Regions from separate parts of the Mus musculus genome. Here region 1 is linked to region 2. A link is a loop called in an ENCODE intact Hi-C map of the cell type or tissue named here. Cell type or tissue: heart. All regions are shown on one strand.

Region 1 (8,000 bases), 65 kb after region 2:
AAGCCTACAAAAACAGAATGAAGAAAACTTATTGGGCTAAAGAAACTTGTACTTAGTTACATATTTTGTTCTGTCTACATCTTAATATTCATGAGTTTTATCGAGGAAATGCCCCTGTGGTTGTCCCCCACCCTGCCCCCAGGTGCAGCCTCAGACTTTGTTATTTGTGTTAAATGGAATGTTCACCATATCACTCGTTATAAATTAAAACAAAACAAAACCAACCAACCAACCAAACAAACAAACCCCTTGACTTCTGAATGAGTCTGGGTTCCAGAATGCTGTATGATCTCAGAGTTTAATGTTACACACCAAATACAGGCTGAGCTCAACAGCCTGATCTGCACTTTATGTAAGACAAATGAAACTTACTGCTTCAGAGCCTATGATGACCTGTTATAAATTCAAGCTCCTTTGAACTCTGTTGACTTCATTAAAAACAAGATTCATACTTTACAGACCAGAGTGACCTTGCTGAATTGTCTTCACGTGTAAATTATTTAGCACATAAACATTTTTACATATGCACTTCCCATTAAATTATTTAAAATTTACAAAAACACGTGTATGGTCCATTATAAAAATCATATGAAAGAGAAATATCATATGACTGGCTATGGAGGAACATATCAGATGGAGAGACCAGGCACTTAGTAGAGCTGAAGGGATGGTTTATGAGAATTAATGCCATATAACAAATAGGCATATGGTCTATTTAACCAAACATACTATAGTTTGTCATTTCTTATCAGCCACAAGAATTTGGGAGTAATAAGAGTAACTGCAAAGAGATTTGCAGGAAGTGGGCCATTAAGGAACATTCCTTGAACTCACTATTCCCAAAGCCTGAATTTCAGAAATATGATGCCTTGTTATAAAATGCAAAGCTTTAGGTAATTGCGCAATTGTTTGGTAGCCAAACAAAAGCCACAATCTCAGGTAAACTTTTGTTCTTGAAGAAAAGAGTATATAATACCTTGAAAGGGGAGTAATTGGCTAATCGGGGAATTAGAAGGGATCCGCCATTGTAATCCTCTCCACCTACTCAAAGTCCCTCCCTGTAATGATTTGTACAATGGAGCCAAGGAAATGCAAATTTGATTGCAGGCGCTTGCCAGCCTCAAGCTATTCATTACTTTTCTTTGATCTTGAGAGAAAGGTCTAGAAAGGACAAACCTGAGCCTGACTCCAAAGGTAAAGGCTCTTGCCACCAGACCTGAAAACCTGAGGAGCCATCATGAAACATCTTGGAAAGAGAGAACCAACTCCCACACGCTGTCCTCTGACCTCCATAGACATTGTGACAAACACACGCATGCCTAAACAAATAATTTTTTTTAATTAAAAATTACACTTGGGGGGTTGAGAGACAGCTTTGTAGTTAAGAGTAACTCTTGCAGAAGACCTGGGTTTGGTTCCCAGCAACCTGATGATGATACCTTACAATCACCTGTAACTATAGTTCCCAGGGACCCAGTGTCTTCTGGTCTTCATAGGCACCAAGTAGAGACATAGCACACATATAACACATGCATGTGGAATCACTCATTTACATAAATTAAAATAAGTACACCTAAAAACAAAAAGACACAAATAAACCACCAAAAGGATGGGGAATTCTCAGTGCTGATACCATTATTTGTATATAGTATGTGTCCAACAGTAATAGCTTAAGTGGAGCATGGCACCCTACCTGAAGGTCGACCAGTTAGCTCTTGTCTTCTGCTGCTCAGCTTCTGGGTAGAGCCCTGCCTGCTTCTCTTTTTTCACACCCGTATTAGTCTTCACTTATAACATCTTGTCTGACAGAAACCACTCTGGTCTACTTTGAAGTTCAAGACCAGCTCAAGGTCCAGTCTGACTATTTCCTCCTTTGCTCTTCACTTTCTCCCTGTTTGCAACAATTCAGTTAGTGCTTGATCTCCACACAAAGATGTGACTTCACAAGGATAGGATGTAACGAGAGCACACTACACCGTTGGAATGAAGGAAACTCTAGACACACAAACCTTTATTCTTCCTCCTGACACTACATGTGTGAACCTCATTGGGTTCTACATGTTCACTTCTGAACAATACTGTGTACATATAAAAGGTTCTGTGTGCATATATGCTCTCAGGCCTTTGTGTGAATCAGAGTTTGGGGTATAAAAGAAAGTCACCAGCAACTTCAGAGAAAAGGAGGTTGTTGTGGGGTATACATATTTGCACATATGCACACAGCACCTGTAGATAAGGAGAGGTGTGCCCTACAGGGCGGGGTTTGTTTCTCCAACAATAAGGGTTTCCTCCTCTGGGGGACCAGCTCTCTATACATCATAAGCTTGGATGCTTGAAAGGTTCTTAAGCCAGAGGTTGGAGATGCTAAAATTAATGTCCAAGGATTTGGAGAATAGAAAGGATCTTCTCCACAATGCAGGCTTCGCAGTGAACTTGAAGGTAAGGCAGTGGTTCTCTGCCTGTGGGTTGCGACCCCTTTCCCAGACATGGCAATATAAGATAGCCTGGATATCAGATATTTACATTGCAATTCATAACAGTAGCAAAAATCACAGTTATGAAGTAGCAACAACACAATTTTATGGTTAGGGTCATCACAACATGAAAGTTGTGTATTAAAGGACCAGGGCATTTGAAGGTTGAGAACCACTGATCTATGGTTAGCTTCTGTGACTATATAGGCTCATAAACAAACCAAGAACCACATCCTAACACTCAAATTGGAAGAAACATACTATGAAGAAACATGCTACAAACACAGTCAGAGGACCTAGAGAGTGTGGGAGGCTGAAATGTAGAGGAAGCAGCTACATCAAGACTAAATCATTTCAGATAGCTGAATCAAAAGCCTGTGACTGCACCCCAGAGAGTCTAGGGGATTTCTAGCAGACCTTGCAGGCCTGTGTACCTTCTTGAAGAAGAGACAATTGCTCCTTCCTAAGTGACACATTGCATAATGGGGGGTAGGGAGGGGAGGGTGAAGCCTTCTTGTCACCTAGAATACTGTCCCTTGGTAAAGGATTTACCCAAAAACATTTCACTAAAATGGGAAGATATTAATGCTTAGAAATAACCTGTATGAGTGACCTAGGTACTGGCAAGTATACGACCAGAGAACAAAGGAAATATCTGTTAGGCAAAGAACCAAAACTCTGACTAAGTTTACAGGGGGATTTTTCCATAAGAAGAATAAAACTGCAGGGCGGTGGTGGCGCACACCTTTAATCCCAGCACTTGGGAGGCAGAAGCAGGCGGATTTCTGAGTTCGAGGCCAGCCTGGTCTACAGAGTGAGTTCCAGGACAGCCAGGGCTATACAGAGAAACCCTGTCTCGAAAATCAATCAATCAATCAAACAAACAAACAAGAAAAAGAAGAATAAAAATTTGAAAGAATGAATACTGGACTGCCAAACACAGGTGGGCCACAACTTACAAACAGTTTGTATTTCAGAAGTCTGTTTTTAAGGTAGTTATTCAGGGATTTGGAATATACTTTTTTTCCCCCCTGAAATTATAACATACATGGCAGTCAGCATCCTGGGTCAAATTAACATGTAATGCAGAGAAATATGTGACTGGTGAGCGAGCGGCCTGCTCTGTGATGAACTATGCCACCAGTAGAACATGTAGCGAGGCTGGTCACATGTCCTTCTGCCGAGAACTCTAGCAGCAGCTATGTAGGAATCTCCCACATTGCCTGACATCCTTCTAATCCGTAAGCTGATAACAGAGAAGGTACCTTGGGATTTGGGTCACGGGTAGCAATTTCTGGGTGTTCCTGACTTGGCTTATTCGAAGGAGATGCTAAGATGACACATGGAGGTACTCCTCCCCCTGAAATCCCATCCCCCCCTATACTTCAGAGATAATGGTATCTAGAATGTCTTTAATGGACAACCAACCATCTTCTTGGCATAGGTGAAAGGCATACAATAGACCATTTGCTGAAGCTCCTATAAATCTGGTCTAACCACGGTGGTGACAGGTTCTAGGGTACTTTTTCCCTCTTTTCTTTAATTGTGCTTAGTCTGCAATGAAGGGCTACCCTAGTCTGCACTCTTTACAAGTCCAGCAATGGAGCCAGGGCAGAGGGGAGAGCCATAGTGCTGAATAATGATGAAATGCTAAGCCCTTTCAGACCAAAGGCCAGCAACGCTGCAGAGCCTATCTTGGAATGAACATTTATATGCAAGCTACCAACAATTAATTCCTTTAGACACCTCAAATAAGACCAAACAAAACTGCTGAATATACCTGTGGTTCAAGGAATGAGAAATTCTGAATTGGGGGTGTTTAATTGCACTTTCAGCTAGCAGGAGAGTTCAAGCGAACTATTTGAAATGCATATTACATACACACACAAAACTATGCAAAACAGACAGGACGCTGGCCAATTTGATCCAGGGTAGTTTCCAGCTATTATTTTCTCCCCCTCCTGCCCCCCAGATCTTTTGAGGCTGTGTATCATTCAACAACTCTTTGGAACTTTGCAGAGCCTGAGCCAGTGCACGGGAGACCTGGGAGGCCAGCGATGTGTACGAACACCAGCTGTTACAGGGCCAGCCCTAGTACAAAGAGCAAAGGGTGGCTGGCACCCCTCAGCTCTACGTCACTGCTATTCTAGGATGGTAGTTTCACTCTTGAAACAGCTGAGAGGTCCTCGTGCAGTGAAAAGCAGGGACATTTCTGCCCGGACATCACCCTCTGGACAGAAACTCCTGCTACTGCTTGCCAGGGTTGTGTCCCTGTGCCAAGAATGCAAGCAGCTGCCCAGGAGCTAGCAACCCGAGCAAATGGACACACTGATACCACATTTAATGAACTATTGCTAAGAACAACACTGAGGTTGTCCTGATCCAGATTTTAAAATAGGCACACTCGTTATCGTTAGAAGGGGTTATTGGTATAGAGATAACTACTCCCCACTCCTCTCCACTCCAGGATTATCTCTATAGGAGGGCAAGCTTATCTGCTCCATTGCCATTTTCACACCAGCACCTTTGTAAGTACCTGATCAGAGCGAGCCTGGAATTTTGGGAAACAGTCTAGAGAGCCAAACATTTGGTGAATGGAAGCTGATACTGAGAAGAGCAAAGAAGAAGAAGACAGAGACTGGAAAATCAAACTCAGATGCTTCTGGAATCTGCTGAAAAGAAAGATGCCTAGCATGAAAACCAGACACTCTCCAGAGGCCTGTAACCCAGGGTCTCTAGCAAGGGGCACTCCCATTCCTGCAGCACAGAACTGGCTTGGGCTAGGTGACTGTGGACATTGGAGAGTCCCTGGCCCAGGAGGGACCCCCACTGCTCTGGGTCTTTAGTAAGGAGACTTGCACCCAATTGTTTGCCAGTGAAATTTGCCGTTTTGTGTTTTGCGATCAAGGCAGCACAGGATGTAGAAGGGGGTTGGTTTTTATATAGCATGAAAAGTCATGTTTCATATACCTATTGTTTTCTCAACATCAATAAAATCTAAGATTAACACAAACCATACAGAGCAGACCTCAGGAACATTTCCATATCTGATGGAGAGATGCAGGATGGGAAAGTGTTTCCCAAATGAGGTGAGACACCATCCTTGTGCGGATGGGTGGAGATTGGTAGGCCAAGGCTGTGGGCAGGTGGAACAGGCACACATAATCTTTTCATCCAGGAGTGCCAACTCCATTACAGGCCTGATTGTCTCATCTTTGCTCTGTTGCAAGCATCTAAAAAAAAAAAAACCTCACCATATGGTGGGTAGCCAGTAAATATTTCCCCAATTAAAAGCATCATTAAGGTTTGGAAGTTCTATGGAAGGTGGAAGGAATGCTGTCATCTGGCTATCCTTGGTTCACCTGCTGAACAGCTAGAGGTAGAAGACCAGGATTCACAATGATTATGACCTGGGATTCCTTGGGATTACACGACCTTGAAGGGAAGATGTGTGCAAGGTCATTGTATACAAGGGCTTCACTTGGAGCTGGAACCAAGCCCCTGCATGCAGTTATTTTAAGAGCAGGTACATTGTGTTCTTTATCCCAGTTTCTGGGAAGACTTTTTTAGTAGCTCCAAGCAAGCAAGGGACATGTTGCTTATATCTCTGTCTGCTTATATCTAATTAACGTTCAGTGAGTCTCTGGCTATTTAAAATAGGGAAATAATGCATATTTATTCACACATGCTTTGAGATCTGGGGATAAAAATGCTATATTACTACCAACCACAATGAATGCACATACTTTAAATATAATTATCAATTACCAGCTACCACCTGTTGAGATAACTAACTACAGTGCTTTTAAACACCATCCTTCCAAATTTTAGAATTGGAAACATTCTTCAATGTTACATACACTATATTCAACCAATTCATTAAGGAATTTCTTTGTTACTGGTATATGACTTATGTTAGCAAGAGAAATGGAAATTGAGCTTTATGAATTACTAAAATGCCCAAGGACCTATAATTGGGGTCTGATCTTACAAAGTCATCTTTCAGAACTCTTTTAGGATACACCGAATAGTGCAGATACCCATAGTCTAAGCTCATATTGGTGCATCTTAAAAAACAAAATTGTGCCCCCTTGGCAAATCAAATATTAAATGGTTAAAATGCATATGAAGTGAGATGCATTTTTATAAATACAAAGCCCCGAGTGAAAATCAGTTCATAAACCATGCATAAATAGAAGGTATTATGTTACTCTTTCTCCACTCGGGACCATAGATTGCAGCTAAAGCCGTAAGACTCTGCTTATAGATGGGCAATTATTACGGGGTTTTTATTCTTCAGAAGCTATTAACATTTTTACAGCATAAGCAAAGTTATTACAAACAACCTTTAAAATGTGAGGAATGATTTTCCAGAAGCTCCCCCCAAATCCTCGCCTCAACACGGGCCCTATATTTGTTTACTGAAAAGGGGGTGGGGAAAGGAGGTAGGGCTGGAGCTGATATTAAAGTAACATTAATGTAAAGTCAAGGAAGTTTAAACGATACTCCACCGGGATGTTCCTGTACAGCGTAATTTCTGACAAGGAAACAAAATATGAAACAAAGATACTTGAGTGTTTAATCCATCATCAACATCATTAAAACACATTTACATAATCTAAGCCACGGAGTCAGAAGTCCAAGATAATATAAGATCAGGGTCAGACTCCATCCACCAGTCCAACCCAAGGGTGGCTTGCTGGTGACCTCTGATGCATGTACACAGTGGGACTCTACCAAAAAAAAAAAAAAAAATCCAGGGTTATGAATTACAAAGGGAAAGATACTGGTGCCTTTGTGCTCAAAACTCTACAGAAACATTTTGTACAGAGTTTTTTAGTCATCATACAAAAATTCATCATTTTATAGAAAGAGACGAAGATAGGAACCATAATGCTAGGAGAGAGGGATTTCTGAAATCAGTTCCTGTCCTTCAAAAGCTTGAAGGTTCATTCCCCCCCAAAATATCTATGAGTATAAAAATACACTCGCTGAGCATTCTTAATGAATGTTCTTGACGCTATGTTGTCACGGAGTGAAGCGACACCTGATAAGGAGATAATTTATCCATGTAAGACACCAATTAGTAGTGACAAGGCTGACTCCATCTCCTCTGCTCCCTTTTGAACTGCGAGGCCCTCCAATGGAGCTTGAGGAGGCACCAGGAGAGGAATCAATAGGGTGGGCTGTGATGTCAAATATCCATCCATTCCTAAAGATTCCGTCGTCCGTCCGACTTATATAGCAAGTTACACCAGCGAGTTACACATTTTACAGCTGAGATGGATCCTCTCATATAGGCGGATCCACGTGCATGCACATGCAGATATATTTAATCGGATGTACATTTAAGGTTTACAACGTGCACCATGAAGATGGCAAACAGTAGAGAAGCTAGTAAGAGTGCCAAGCATCTCCTATAGGCGCTGTATTTTGGGGGTGTGGCAAAAGAGGCTAAAATCAACTCAGAACAAAAGGAAAAAAACTCCTCAGTGGAATACAACAGTATTTTGAGCTGCAGTCCTC
Region 2 (8,000 bases):
CACTAAGTATTTTGCATGTAGAGACTTTGAATTACCAGTTTTAAGGAACAGGAAATAAAGTGAATAGCGCTAAGACAAAGTCTCAAGTCCAGCCACCATTGTGGCCACACTGGGGCTCACACTCAAGTATCTTACTCTTCCTTTATTTCTATGCTGTCAATAAACCACAGGAACCCGAATCCAAACCTTAGGTTGTAGAGAAAAAGACAAGCTGGCCTTCTAGATGGTTTAAAAATGGCTGGAGCTATCCATGACTTAAAGTCCCATCTGATGGGCCTGGTGACAGTTGGAAAGGGCTTCTGAGATAAAGAGTTGATGTCATTTCCCTAATTGCTGCGCAGAGTCCTTTCCTTAAGAGTGGCCAGAAAAGCTTCTGGTGAATTATTAATTTCTATCTTGGTTATTTATCGAGTGCTTAAAATATGGCAGGTGCTCTACATATATGCCCTCACTTAACCCTTACAATAATCTTGCTAAGAATTATAAATCCCACTTCGTACAAGAGAGCTAGGACCAAAAGGGATTGATTGACTTGCCCAAGATCATACAGACAGCAGCTGATCAGAATTTGAACCCATTCCTCATTATTCCAAATCTTTTTGTGTCTCTGAATTTATATGTCTATATGTATGAGTGTGTGCATGTGCTGGTACATGTATGTATATGTGTTTGTAAGTGTGTATGAGCATGTATGTGCTGCTGCATGTGTGTATGCATGAGTGTGTATGTGTTGGCCCATGTGCATATGTTTGAGTGTGCATGTGTGTATATGTATGGAAGCCTGTGAACAGCTTCAACCATTGTTCCCTAGGTGCCATTTACTGTTTTATTTTGAGATAGGGTCTCTCAGTTGCCTGAGACTTACCATGAGGGCTAGACTAGCTGGCCAGGGACATGCAGGCAGTCACCTATTTGTGCCTCCCTAGGGACAGGACTATAAAAGCACACATCACCACGCCTGACTTTTTTTTTTTCCATAGGTTCTGGGGATCAAATTTAGATTTTCTTGGTATCACTTTATAGATTGAATTTCATTCCTAGCCATCACACCTGTATCCTCAGTCACTGCCTTCACATCAAAATCTTAGAACAAGCAGGAGAATTAAACAATGAAAATCCCACGAACAACCCCAATACTCAAGAGGCTTACATTGGAAATATATGTTCAAGGTGAACCTCAGCTACTAAGAAAGTCCCAGGAAAGCCTACTTAAGGAGATGCTGTCTCAAAAAGACAAACAGTAACATTTAACAACAACAACAACAACAACAAAACAATAAATAAAAACAAACAAAGCAGACAGAAAGAAAGGGGGACTGCAGGGAACAGCAAAGGGTTTTAACAAATTGATTCAGGATATCAAGAGACCCACTGTTAACAATCATGAGGCTGTCCTATTGAAAATACCATCATATTTAAATCTGCTGAGAACCCAGTACGGGGGAAGCAAAAATAAAAACCAAATGAAACTCATCGGAGGAGTAAGGAAAAGAATCCAAGGCCAACAAGACACTTGAATATACTGAAAACATTTCCAAGCTGCTCCTCTAAAAATAAAGGGCCAATGGAATGTATGGTATTATATGTTTCAGATGGGGACATGGGCCCAATTCTCTTTAGTTGTCTTCCACCCCATGTGGTCCGGTTATCCATGGGGACAGGCTACGCTCATGGGGTTCCTCATGGTCACTGGAATCCTCCTTGCAAACCTGTGTTTCCCTCCGTGGAGATGAGAGAGTTGGTTCATGTGGCCCTGACACTCGATGTCAGTGATTGCACAGGAGAGGACCTGTGACCTAATTCGTGCCGGTAAGGTCAGTCCCGGGACATCTGATAAAGCCACTGGCTGCAAGCCTATTTCATTTCATTGCTGTTACTAATCTGGGAGGCTGTAAACTTGGAGCTTGTTTACATTTCTGGAGAAAGACTGCCTGCCATTGCAGTCTATAAAGAAGAAACAGACCTCAGAGACAGAAATACGATTTAGAAACAGATTCGGAAACAATATGTTCCTAGCCTGCATTTTTTCAACTAAAAATATCTATACTGATACAAGCGTAAAGAACAAGACAGTGCAGGAGTTTCAACAATACAAACTCATGTGTAAAGTCTAGCTCTCACTATTTACCATTGATGAGACATGTGGCCTTAAGTGGTTGCATAAAGTCTCTAAGGCTCTGTCTCCTATATTTAATTTCCTAGCAAGCACACACTAATAGCCTTCTTGTAGACAGACCATGAAGATTAGAAGAGATTAAAATAAATTCAAGGTGTTTAGTGTGGTGGTTGGCATATGCATACTTGATAAAATCCAGCTACTATCATTAGGTCAAGAACTTTGTCCCATGTGCAAGAGTAACATCCACATTAGTCACCTAAGGGCACTAGGTGGATTAAAAATGGATCCAAGCTCAGTTACAGAAGTCAGACAGCAAGGAATTAAGACACGCAGAAGGAAACTGGTATTTTGCTAAAATTTTTGAATGGAATTTTAGTCGTGAATTTTTATGCGCTTATTCAGAAATTCCTCCACAGAACGAGGTGGAGAGCACAGCCTCCATACGAATAATTTCAAAATGATTTCATATATAACGTTATCCAAATATTTATGTCTTGGTTGCAGAAGGCGGTAGGCAAACACTGAAGGGGCTTTCAAGGGCAGCCATAAAGCTGATTAAGAGGCTCTGGATTCAAAGAGCTATGTTAGGTTTATTTTAGTAACAACTAGGTGGATACCTGATAACTACCCACAAGTACTTGGAGAATAAAGGATAACTGCCGTTATTCACGCCTCGGTAACCCACAGGCAAAATTGCTATAATAAACATGCATTCTGTCTACTGCCTACAGGACAGTTTTGATCTCAGTCTGAAAAGCCCCAGCCCAACCAAATGGCACCTTCTTCACAAACTCCCAGGGAGGGAGAAGCAGGGTCCAGTGTTGAATGGAACATAGTCCCTCAATGTAATGAGGTCCAGTGGAAGAAAGATATATATGAACAGATTCCCTCAAAACACTTTTCCTCCTTGAAGTGAGTATCTCTAAGGGAATGGAAAAGCCCATGGTAGAGTTGCTCCAGGGTTTCAAAAGGACTTTGGATTCAGTCTGAGAGCCTAAGTGGCCACAAAAAATCTGAAGGAACCCCTCTTGGGAACTGCTGGCAAATTGCTTGCTTATAAGGAAGGGGACTTGGGTTCGAGTCCCAGAATACACATAAAACCGCTGGGTATCGTGGCCCAAGCTTGTCGTCCCAGTGCTAGGGAATGAAGCCAGTGGAACCCATGGGGTTTGCTAACTAGTGGGCGTCTGGACTAACTGGTGGACTCAGGGTTTAGTGAGAGATCCTACCTCAAAGGGTTCTTGATGATAACATCTGAGGTTGACTTCTGGGCTTTATATCCATGCACACACATGGACATATAGACTATATAGATAGACACATGTGTCCCTGCATACACATGAACGTCCATAGACACATATACACACTGAAAAAGAAACAGACCCTCTTGGTGCGCTGTGAAGATGCCATAGGCTACTTGGGGTTAGATTTAGCTTCTAACATCATGAGACTTGGGACCAATGTTGTTACAGTCAGCCTGGGAAGTTGGCTGCACATGGAGGTTTCCTGTAATATTTTACACCACCAGTGTTTACTATTTGTTTTTAAGCAAACTGAAATGTAACCGTATCAAGGACTATAAATATGCTTCCCGAGGTGTAGTCTCACCTAATTCAATGTTTTGACATCTTAAGTTTAGTCATACATCGTAAAGTGTGTATGCATCGCACACTGAGCACTTTGGCTCCGTCTAAATGCTGCCAGTTAGTTAAGTAAAAATAGGAAACGTGCATTCAATCACTTGGCCCTGGATTTCTTGGATGTTTTACATCAGAAAGATAGATAAGTGCATAATTCAGACATTTTTAGAAGGTCGGTAGACATGGCTCAACTTGGGTCAGAGACACTTGCTGAGGGGCTGGGGGCTGTAATTCAGGCTGTCCCACGTTGTTGCTCAAGTGGGTGCCTAGGAGGGGACTTTGTCGGCACAAAGGAAGCCCTTTCAATAATGAGCACAAAGGCTTGGGAGCAAGAAAAGCCATTAAATTCACTCCCATGTTTCCACTAATGGCAGTTATAAAGCAAGGCAGAGAGTTAAAGTGGAGCTGGGCAGCAGCTGAAGCTGGTGCCTTCTCAGATGTCTGCTGAAGCAGGATTCTTTCACCGCTCTTCCTGACCACAAAAGGGCAGTGCAGGCAAGAGTGTTCCAGTAGACGCACAGAGAAAGTCAGCACACTTGGTTCTCCGGCTGCCTGCCTGCCTGCCAAGTGTCAAAGCTGGACTTCTGCCACTGCTTAATACCAGGGCGACGTGTTCAGACAATTGTTTTAAAAAAAACAAACAAGCAAACAAACCACACTCTCAAGGTAATCTGCTAAGTTGTGGCTACTCGATAAATATAAAGCCACCACAACAGTGAGAAGTGAGTCAATTTTGTCTGTGTTTCTGCAGTTGGAAAGGCATTGCCAAAGTGCACCAGCAATTGTCTAGAAGATAGGATCCCATTCTGGCCATGGTGGCTTTGCTGTCAGATAAATTTAATTTGCTGCTCATCTCATTAAAAATGGGCATGCTACCCAGGCGTGGTGGCGCATGCCTTTAATCGCACCACTTGGGAAGCAGAGGCTGGTGGATCCTTGTGAGTTCGAGGCCAGCCTGGTCTACAAAGGAATTCAGAGAAACCCTGTTCTGAGAAAACAAAACCAACCAACAACCAGACAAATAAATAGATGTCCTGTCAGTTAATAATCTATATGCTGAGAGATTTTAATTAAATTTGCAGTAGCACTGGTGAAGGACTCTAATTTGTACAAATAATTCCTTCCAAGGTTGGGCGCCATTGAAAATTTCCCTCAGCTTCCTAAATGGGCTCTGTGGAGGTTTCTACCCCTGTCTAGAGATAGCATTTCTGCAGGTAGGAGGTGAATTATTTTAATACTCATTTAATTTTTGGTCCCTCTACTTTCTGGTTACATGTAGGGGGCCAATTAGCACTGATTGCTGTAATAATTTTGCATATTGGACACCTGTCACCTATGGAGCAGACGAAGACCACGAACCTAATTTCACGTGGGCCACCAAATAGTCTTGACTACTAACTATCAGGCATCTTGACTGCATCTTCTTCTCCTGCTCTGCCCTCTGCCCCTTCATAAACACATGACCCCCAGTAATCATGTACGCTATGAAAATATCACTTTGGAGAGAAGAAATTGTGAATTCTCTGATTTTTCATGACTGTGTTTTGGAAAACACAGCACTTGGTCGAATTATTTCTCTAGTACATGGTAGCAAGCATGTAATGTGGAATATATTTTAATTGCTGTGATGTAAATGAGGCTTTGGGGTCATGTTACAGAGTGTTAACTGAAAGATCCAGCTATGACTTTAGCATGCCTGCAGGCCTTTTAAATTGTTATGGGAAATTGCAGCATTCAATTGAGTAGATTCAACAGTGAGCTCCCTTAAGGCTTATTACAGTTTGGCATCATGATGCCAATTTCAACTAATGTACCTAATGCCTTTCCCTCTCATCCTTTATCTACAGAGCCTTCCTAGTGGATACAACTTGAAAACCTCAAAACACTAGGCAGATGAACTATATACATGATGCGACTTACCATTATGTTATTGGCCCAAGTCCTCAGGGCCCGTGGGGCTAGTCTTTGATGGAGTTCATAATGTTATGAGTACTAAAAACTGCGGGGCTAATAGTAATGCAAAATAAATAGAAAATGTCCAATTATTATAATTGAATTTTTTTGTTGTTGTTGTTAGAACAGTTTGTGACACACGTTCCTTAAGCAATGGATCCAAATGCTTCAAGATTCGAGGAGTGAATGTCCAGGTTATTTTACAACACGCTTACAAAATGTACCCTAAGTTACAAATGTACTCATGTATGCTCTCGTAAGTCAGCCGCATTAACCCAGTTCAGAAAACATATTTCAAATACAAGTGTGGTTTCCTGCCCTATGAGAAAATACAGGAAGGAAGGGTAAACTTTTTTAAGTAAATAAAGTATAGGTCAGTGTAATTTATACATACTGACCTAATAGGAAAGATCACTTGCTTGCATTCCCTATTGTTTAGTGCAACCCTACTGGGCTCTCAGATAGAGCCTGGTAGTGCCAGCCCTTCTTCTCATCTTAGCCTTCTCCTACGCAGTACAAATCACCCCATTCAGTAAGAACTGCAGAATATGGAAAGCTAATGACAATTATTACCAGATCTCTGACTTCTCTACCATCATAAACAACAAAGGAACATCTTTCCTGTAGACACCGCCACCAAGAGCATTGGCAAAGTAAGGATCACACATCACACTGAAATCAGGTATGGTGACCCAGACACATACTCAGGGTTGCAGATGACCAGCAGTCATCCTGTGGGAGTTACCCTTCCAGGGAAGGTCAAGACAGAGAAGCATAAGAAAGCACTTGGCAGAAGCGAAGAGGGTAGAACAAACAGAAACGGGGTGTCTCCGAAAGCATCTAGTTAAAAGGAAGACAAATTAGGGTTAAAATGTCAGGAAACAGAATGCCATAGGAACAGATTCTGAAGAAACCCTCGTCCTCGCGAAGAGCTCCCCGCGAGATTGGTTTATTAGTCTAATCGCACCTAATTTTCTAGTTCAACAAATGCTCCGCTAGGGTGTTTATGGCATCCTTTGAAGCACTAAACATTTTGGTGGCACACTGAAAGGAATAAAAGATTCCAAACAGCATTGAAAAGTCACACGCAATTATAATGCAATTATTTCTATAGTAAATCAATGCCTCTGCAGTTTCAGGAAAGAATAATAGCGGCTTCATTCCTCCACTCGCTGGTCGTCAAAGCTTGTTATTTGTTAACAATCTATGGCTTTTTTAAGCAGAGTGCTTCATTATCTTCATTATCATCTCTCCTATATTCAAGGGAGAATGACGATGTGTCAGTAAACACATTAAGACATCCTGGAACTGCTTTGATTGTGTGATGCTAAATGGTGTGGTCACATGTCCCCTGTTCCATGTAGCATGTTCACTCACCACCAGCACAGAACTTTCTGCAGACTGGACCCCATCGCCAACCTGGGTCTCCCATGTCCAGTGAATGGGAGAAGATGGGGGCGGGGCTGACTAATGATTGATGGCTCTCACTTCACCTGCTCTCTCACTCTTGGGACAACTTATGAAGACGCCCAGCTTCGGTGGCTAACGCTTTCTAGCTGAACACTATTTGGGACATAATGGCTGGGAAGAGAAAAGACTGAGTCTAATTAAAATTCTCTACCATCTTTTTAAGTCTGATTACCGTGGCCCTTCTCTACCTCACCTTTTTTGTTATCTCAGTAGAAGAATATACTGGAATGCCATTTTTTGTTTGTTTTGTTTTTGAGATGAAGATTTCTCTATTTAGTTCTGGGTCTCACTCTGTAGACCAGGCTGGCCTCGAACTCAGAGATCCACCTGCCTTGGCCTCACAAATCCTAGGATTAAAGAAGTATGCTACCAAACCCAGCTGCATACTACTCTTAAATGTCTTCCACACAATAAGTCTGATTCACATGTGATTTGGTGTCAAGTAAACCCTAGCAATAACATACAGATGATTTTATTTAAAAAATTAATTTTCTTGAAAGGAAAAAAAAGTGTCTGCAGGTTATCACTTCCCACCACCATGATATTGGGTTCTAAGTCTTTTGTGTATTTTATCCACTTGTCAGTCTGTTACACAATCTTTACACTGCACTTCAATACCTCCTCTTGAACATGGAACTGAGACAGTTAGAGCAAGGAGCCTATTATGGCAAAAACATGCCTTGTTTATTTGTCTCTACGCCTTGTATTCTGGCATAAAATTTGTATGTCAAAAAAAAATAACGGCAGAGTGAAATATTCTAATGATAAACATGCAATATAAAAAGCAAGAGAAGAAAGCTTTGGGTCAAAAATTAGCT

What was found. A loop is a pair of places that touch in the nucleus more often than their neighbours do. Peaks named below come from ENCODE experiments on the same cell type or tissue, not always from the same donor. Only the 100,000 strongest peaks of a DNase experiment are listed, where the experiment ranks them.
Region 1: a loop joins it to region 2, with 2.5 times the contacts of the local background. A loop is called at or near these places in 5 of 42 quality-filtered maps.

Annotation. Positions count from the first base shown.
Region 1 is chr8:48,751,070-48,759,069 of GRCm38, forward strand. It overlaps a transcript of Tenm3 not described here. Among named protein-coding and RNA genes, the nearest start is that of Tenm3, 80 kb to the left of the region's middle. In heart, no CTCF peak of the experiment used is centred here; a DNase peak (open chromatin) is centred at 4,642.
Region 2 is chr8:48,686,562-48,694,561 of GRCm38, forward strand. It overlaps a transcript of Tenm3 not described here. Among named protein-coding and RNA genes, the nearest start is that of Tenm3, 16 kb to the left of the region's middle. In heart, a CTCF peak has its summit at 4,248 (motif pointing right); a DNase peak (open chromatin) is centred at 4,260.